3 separate regions of the Mus musculus genome follow, and regions 2 and 3 are each linked to region 1. The links are chromatin loops, found by intact Hi-C in ENCODE. Cell type or tissue: heart. All regions are shown on one strand.

Region 1 (2,500 bases):
TCATCCAACTGTCTTCGTTAATATAAAATTCAACACTAAAATTGTAACACGATCTCAAATTTTTCTGACAAAAACTTAGAAGCTGGAATGCTGATCTGATTGAAATTTACATATATAACACATCGCCTGATCTCAATTTATTTCAGTAAGACAAGACCAAACCTTGACTCGGCTTAATATCTGTGTATCAATAACACCTATGTCTTGGACCAGCCCTGATCGACAACAGGCCACCGAGTGACCCACAGCCTTTCCCCGGCCGATTGGCCGTAATAAAACATCACACAGCTATGATGCCTGTGATGTCCCAGAAACTATAGTTACTGCCATTTCTAGAATCTGGTCTTTTAAAGCAAGCACTTAACAAACATTCGTTGACTTAAAAAATAAGAGACATCTAGTGGGTCAAGTTCCGGGGTCGAACGGCTACGGCTGTCCCTTGTTTTCGCCCGAGATGCCCGCACCCACCTCCCAGGGAGGTTGCCCATGCCCACCTCCGCGGGGTATCGCAGCCGAGATGGCGGCGCAACTGAATCCGGCATTCAGTCCATCTTTCTTATCTTCCATCCATCCCTCCCCACACCCATTCCCAACCACCTTTCGCACAGCGAGATTCAGTTGGAGACTCAGGGCGATGATGGCTTAAGAGACTGCCAGGCGCTCCACAGCTCCGCACGACAGGGGATTCGGGACAACGTCCCAGCAAGAGACAAACAACTCCAAAGAGGCGGGTCGAGGACCGGGCTAGGGGGCAACCTATGAAAGCCAGCAGAGCCAGAGGCGAGGAGGGGCGCGGCCCTCAAGCGCTTGCTTAGTTTAGTCTCTTCAAAGACTCGGCTGAGCGGTCACCTCTGGCGGCTGACAGGCAGACTTAAGGGACAGCACCAATTGCAAAATCACTGGGGTGTAATGGACGGCAGCCGCACTCACCCCCACAGAGGGAACAAAGCAGGAGCAGTAGCGGCTCTGCGCCCCAGAACCTCCTACAAGGTTCGGCCGCTCCACAAAATGGCGTCTCCACCGACCGTCTTCTCCTACCCACAGTCCCTCGCGCGTCGACCTTCCCCCACCTCCCATCCTACCCGCCTCTCCAGAGGCGTCCAATCAGCGAGGGTGCCGGTCTGCGCGAGGGCTGCCGGGAAGTGTGGTCGCCCAGGCAGCCTGTCACTATACCCTGCGTTAATTTTTTTGCGTATTTCATCTGCTCCATGACAAAGCTGCCATTCAGCTTCTGAGAACCCGGATGTGAACTTTACCAGCGCTTGACACACTGTAAAACGTATAATCCAGTTCGTAGAGAAGGCATACTACGGATTACTTCCCTAGTCGTTTTACAAACATACAGAGCTAATAATTCGGTAAACTGGAAACTGAACTAGCTTGTTTTCAGAAGCCATGCCAGCACTAGAATATGAACTCCAGAACAATAGGGATATTTTGTTGTAAGACCCTGCCACAAGCAAACAAAACAACAATAAAACCAAGCCTGTGAGATAGCCTCATCAGGTAAGGCTTACTGCCAAGCCTAAAACCCTGAGTTCCATCCCTGCAATTCACAGGATGGAAAGAGAACCACGCATGAGAGTAGTCTTCTGATGTGGCAAACATGGATGTGTGTTCAAATACACCAACAATAAGTAAATGCAAAGCAGCCCAAATTCAAACCAAATCATCACCCAACTACACATTAAAAAAAAAAATCCAACAAAACAGACAAAACCCTAGAGGTTCCCCCCCCCCCTCTCTCTGCTTTTTGTGGAGATATTGTCATCCAGTTGCCATAACTTGTCCTCTGCATATGTAGTTATTAGGGAGCAGATTTCCCTCATTTTTTTTTTTAATTTTTCTTCCCTTCCCTCCCTTTTGTTTTCTTTAGAAAGGGTCTCTATAGTTCTGGTTAGCCTGGAATTCACAATGTAGACTGACCAAGATCCATCTCCTTAGTGTGGGACTGTTTCTGACCCTCCAGTTTTCACCTCCTTCTGGGATTACAAGTCTGATAAGAATAACGGTGTGCAGGAATTAGGGTGACTGAAACTGGCTAGAAATGCCTGATAACACAGCTGAAGGAACACATACTCAACATCTTTCTTTTGTATCTATGTATTCTCAGTATACAATTATGTAAATGTTAAGATATGCCCAATTATGGTTGAGTATATATAACACACTTAACCGCAGAAAATATACATTTGTCTGCAGATCATAGAAACCACTTATAGCAGGGTGTGGTGATCCATGCCTATAATCCCAGAGGTAATTGGATCTCTGAGTTCAAGGCCAGCCTGGTCTAAAAAGGTGAGTTCCAGGAAAGCCAGGGTGATATAAAGAACTCACTCACTGGTTGCTGGGATTAAAGGTGAGCCACCATGCTGCCAATTCAATTTTAAACTCAAAAGCTACTCCCCTATCCCTAGACAGATTCCATCCAGGGATGAATGGCATCCTCTCAATTGTGTCTGTCTGTTGAGTAGAATTGTTTTTGTGAGTAGATGGACTA
Region 2 (2,500 bases), 81 kb after region 1:
ATCTAATGCCCTCTTCTGGCATGTCTGAAGAGAGCAGTAGTATACTCATATAAATAAAATAAATAAATCTTTAAAAAAAAAAAAAAAACAAAAAATAAAAAAAACAGGTGTTGGCTCATGCCTTTAATCCCAGCACCTGGGAGTCAGAGAGAGGTAGATCTGAGTTCAAGGCCAGCCTGTTTTACAGAGTGAGTTCCAGGACAACCAAGGTTACACAGAGAAACCCTGTCTTTAAAAAAAAAAAAAAAAAAAAATCACATAGGAAACCTAAGTGGAGATGGGTAAAATCTATTTTAAGATAATTTTCATAATTAAATTGCAAATATAACTGTACTTGCTTATATTCAAGAAACTTAACCTTTAAGCTGAGTAAGCTAGCTATAAGAGGAAACGTGTATAAAACATTAACATCATCATATCCTCATGACTGCAAAAAATACTAAGTATTCTCTAAATGAACATAAATAAGGAAATAAATCCTAAATCACAGGGACTGCAATAGTATTAAGAGCCACTCCCCAAAGATTGATCATTTGAAATCAATTTAACACAGGACATTTAAACAAGCACAATAAAGCAAAAGAATGATTAAACAAACACACATCGAAAACATGTTCTGAGCCAAGGGCCTTTTTTAGATGTTTAAACTCCTATATTCTACTCTCAATTACAGAATTTCCTTTTGCGTGGTTGTATAAGAAGGCTTTAGTGACTAAACATCTTCTATTCTATACTTCAACCTTGACAAAAGGATTATGAATCACCTCATCAACATACCTGAAGGTCTTGTTGGGCATCTCTGGACATTTTGCCCTGAGAAAATGACTTGCTCTGGCCATAGCCAAAAATCTGGTTTCCTGGCAACCTGTGATCCACATCACAGTATTCAATGCTTCTGTAATCAGTGTCTTGTTGGCCAAGAAAGTCCAAATCACCTTCTTCTTTAAACAGACCAGCATCTGAACTCTGTTGTTCACCTCCAGAAAGCTTTGGCTTATCTTGTTCTTGAACTGGACTTTGGCTGTTTTGAAAGTCTGATTGAGATTCATGTTCAAAAGTTCCACTTTGTGTTTCTCCTTCTCTTGTTTCTGAATGCTCAAATTCTCCCTTCTGAACACCAAAAGCAGGTCTTTCCATTGCATGGTCATGTATGGATTCTTCTCTCTTGTTCATATTCATACCAGAATGTTCTCTCTCTTGTGGAGAAGGCTGAATGTAATCCAAAACTTTTGGATCCATAGGAGGCATCTCCCTATCTTTAAATTCCATACAAGGTCCTACCTCTCTGCCCCGAAAATCTTGGTAAGTCCTAGTACGATGTCTACCTCTGAAATCCGAATGTGGTGTATCCCTGTTCCTAAAGTCTAGATCAGTAGTAGCTGAACCTCGGCCTCTAAAGTCCACCTGTGTTCCATCTTTATCCCTGAAGTCCAAATCAGATACATCTCTGTTCCTAAAATCAGAACGAGACTGATCTCTGGATCTAAAATCCAAATCTGATAAATCTCTTCCCCTAAAATCTGAATGGGATCCCTCTCGGCCTCTAAAATCTAAATCATATGTGCCCCGCCCCCTAAAGTCAGTTGGAGGGACATCTCTACTTCTAAAGTCAACAGTATGAGAATCCCTGTCTCTATAATTCATATGAGGTGTCTCCCTACCTCTATAATCCATAGGAGTACCATCTCCACCCCTGTAGTCCATAGGTGGTCCTTCTCTATCCCGAAAATCCCCAGAATGTATGTCCCTGTTCCTGAAGTCCAACTGTGCTGAATCTCTACTCTGGAAATCCGAAGATGAAAAATCTCCCCCTCTGAAATCGTGTCCAGGTCCCTCCCCTCCTTGATAGTCACCATGTGGTCCATCTCTACCTCCATAGCTGAAAGAATGCTCCTCTACATTTGCAAAGGGAGGTCCTGAATGCCCCTGGAAATCAAAGGGAAGTGAATCTCTGCCAGGAAAGTTGCCAGAGTGTCTCTCTTGAGCATGACTCTTAAGGGGAGGAGGAGGATAATCCCTGTTCCACCCGGGAGCAAACCTTTCTTCTTGGCTCCCACTGTAGAAACAAAGACAGGGTTATTCATATTGTCCAGAGAGTTTGAAATCTACACACCAGCATATTCTTCTCTAATCACAGCATATTCTTCTGTAAACATATTTTGGGGGGCAGAGTTCTGTAACAAGGTCCTAGATCTGCAGAAAACAGCAAGTTTTGCTATTTTAAGATGAGGTGTCCGAGTAAACTTTTATGCTCCCATTTCAGAACACGAGGTAAGTCAACACAAGGTTTTCAACATGACTGCTGCAGAAAAAGCTTTCACCCAGTCCTGCAACAGGGAAAATCCGCAATACCAGATAAGCTAACAAAGGTAACATACTACAAAAATTCCCAGTTTCTACAGCCAAGGAACTTAAAATTCCAAGGTCATTATGACAATTACTACACATGTGGAGTCAGGGGTAATCAGTGCAATTTTCTGTTTGGTTGTTTGGTTTTTCT
Region 3 (2,500 bases), 290 kb after region 1:
CACCTCAGCAGCTAGAGGGAGCTTCTCATAACATAAGACTCCCCAGCCTCAGACTTCCAAAGCTGTCCGTGGATGGTTTGCACCTTGTGTGGCCTGTAAAAGCCTCAGACTGGCCTCTCTCCCCAGTGTCCTGCCTCAGACTTGACCTCTCAGCCTGTCTGTAGGCCACAGTGGGATGCTTCCGAGTTTTGTTGTTGCTAATTTTTTTTTGTTTGTTTTGGTTTTTTTTGTTTTTTGTTTTTTTTCGAGACAGGGTTTCTCTGTGTAGCCCTGGCTGTCCTGGAACTCACTCTGTAGACCAGGCTGGCCTCGAACTCAGAAATCCGCCTGCCTCTGCCTCCCAAGTGCTGGGATTAAAGGCGTGAGCCACCACGCCTGGCTCGTTGTTGCTAATTTTTAACACAGTGTTTTTGGATTTTATCCTTTTACTTGTATGAGTGTTTCCTGTACATGCACGGCGTGCATGCCCAATGGCACAGAGATCAGAAGGTGCTGAGTTCCCTGACACTGGAGATGCATTGTGAGCTGCTATGTGGGAGGAAGCAAACCTGGCCCTCTGCAACAGTAACAAGTGCTCACAATTGCTGAGCCAACTCTCAGGCCCTGTGCGTTGCTTTTTAAAGTAAGGGTCTCACTATATAGTCCTGGCTGACCTGGAACTCACTATGTAGACCAGGTTGGCCTTGAACTAATGGAGATCTTCCTGCCTCTACCCTCCTGAGTGCTGGGATTAACAGTGTGTGCCATCACAACCTGCCTATATTTGCCATTCTTGCCCTTGAGTTCACAGTACCACAGGCTCTTTGCACTGGAAGTGAACTGTGTTCATCAGTGAAGGCTGCTCAGACAGCACTCAACTCCCCTTACAGGATCCTAATCCTGTGCTGACATATCTATTCCATCAGGGCATGCCGAGCCAGTCTCTTGTGCCCGAGGAAGGCACTGCTGGCTAAACAGGAGATCAGATACAGCCTAGCAGGTCACCCTGTCTCAACAGTTAAGAGAGTCTTGGGCACCCTCTGGTGGACACAGGATGGCTCAGCACCACAGCACAGGAGACTCAGAGAGTGCTCCTACCCAGCCTCCACTCACCTTTAAGGGTCTTTCGAAGGTGTGAGAGGAGGCCCCCAAGGCGCTGAAGGTCAAAGTAGTCCACCTTGCCATTATAGAAGATCTGGGGCGGGATGTAAGCCTCTGCAAGGAGTCAGGGATGGAGACTCAGCAGGAGAGCTCTCAGAGCCATATGCTTCCCTCTAGCCCAGGCCTCCTTGGCTCTCCCACTCCTTGTGTTTTAGGTTAATGCCAACAACTGTAGAACTTGGGGTGGAGGGAATTCTTGGCAGCTGGTTACTCAAGAGAACAGAAGGACAAACCATGAGACATCCTCCAACCCAGAGTGAATATCCTGTCTCCTACTGACTCCTGGGGACACTGTATGCCCAAACACAGGAGCCCCAGTAACCCAATCAAGGCAGTTGTACAAAGGACTGCACAGAGATCTGGGTACCAGGTCTGAGGAGCGAAGCCTGGACAATGGAGGCCCAAGGCCCCTGAGTGTGGGGCTCTTGAAATGGACTTAACTGGGCAGAAGGCCCAGTAGCCCCCACAACCAGCTCACCTCTCTACAACCCCAGGGGCTCCCCCAGGCTGCTTCAACCCAGCCTTGCCAACCCGGGTCTGCTGTTTCTTACCCTCACTGAAGGAAGCACGGGGGTTGGAAGCTTTGTATTCATCCCAATAGAAGCGCAAGGCAGACACCAGCCGGTGTAGGAAGCAGACCATGTACTCAGGGGGGCAGAGCACGGGTGTGTTCTAGGGGCATATGACAGAAAACATGTTCTGGTGCCATCCCAGAGCCCAGCTCACTCCTCATTCAAGGACATGCCCTAGGATCCCAGGAGGGAAAGGCAGCAGAGGACAGAGGCAGGTGAGACAGACAGGTGTGTGGCAGGCTGAGGTGGCGGATGCCCAGGCTGCAGCCCTGCAACCCAGCCAGGAGCCCACAGGAGCCACCCTGGAGGGTACCTACCCCCCGGCCGCTGGCATTCTCCTGCAGGAACTTTCGGAATTTTGTCAGAAAGATGTACCTAGAAGCTTCACCCTTCAAGGGATGGGAAAACAAGGCTGAGCTGAGCTGAGGATTCCGCACCTTACCCTGCGCCCTGCCACAGGAACATAAACCCGCCCTGCTATCTGGGCTCAGAGCCCCAAACTGCATACCTCCAAGCCGCAGACCCACATAGGTGTCTTAGGTCACTTACCCCATTGTCATCTTTATTGTCCAACAGCAGCTTCAGGATCTGGACCTGCAGTTCTTCCACCACTGGGATGGGAAAAGGAATATGGCCCTTAGGCTCCCAGGACAGGTAGCAGGCAGAAATTTTGTCAGACCTCCAGCACCTGGGTACCCCAAGCCTACCCTAGGTATGGTTGCCAACTGTTCCTCTTACGTATACACACAAATCCATCTCCCTACCCAAGGCCTGAGGCAGGGGGCTGA

Evidence for each region. Peaks named below come from ENCODE experiments on the same cell type or tissue, not always from the same donor. Only the 100,000 strongest peaks of a DNase experiment are listed, where the experiment ranks them.
Region 2: a loop joins it to region 1, with 2.0 times the contacts of the local background. A loop is called at or near these places in 3 of 42 quality-filtered maps.
Region 3: it touches region 1 in a loop (2.3-fold over the local background); 2 of 42 quality-filtered maps call a loop at or near these places.

Annotation. Positions count from the first base shown.
Region 1 is chr9:107,769,955-107,772,454 of GRCm38, forward strand. It overlaps Rbm5 (RNA binding motif protein 5), which reads right to left and starts at 1,048. Exons shown (of 25, transcript NM_148930.3): 1 at 931-1,048. In heart, no CTCF peak of the experiment used is centred here; a DNase peak (open chromatin) is centred at 1,067; H3K4me3 peaks cover 1,705 bases; H3K27ac peaks cover 1,904 bases.
Region 2 is chr9:107,851,348-107,853,847 of GRCm38, forward strand. Rbm6 (RNA binding motif protein 6) reads right to left here. Exons shown (of 21, transcript NM_011251.3): 3 at 778-2,056. Among named protein-coding and RNA genes, the nearest start is that of Rbm6, 20 kb to the right of the region's middle. In heart, no CTCF peak of the experiment used is centred here; no DNase peak of the experiment used is centred here.
Region 3 is chr9:108,064,594-108,067,093 of GRCm38, forward strand. It overlaps Rnf123 (ring finger protein 123), which reads right to left. Exons shown (of 39, transcript NM_032543.2): 18 at 2,262-2,323; 19 at 2,030-2,101; 20 at 1,692-1,812; 21 at 1,093-1,194. Among named protein-coding and RNA genes, the nearest start is that of Amigo3, 13 kb to the left of the region's middle. In heart, a CTCF peak has its summit at 1,038 (motif pointing left); a DNase peak (open chromatin) is centred at 978.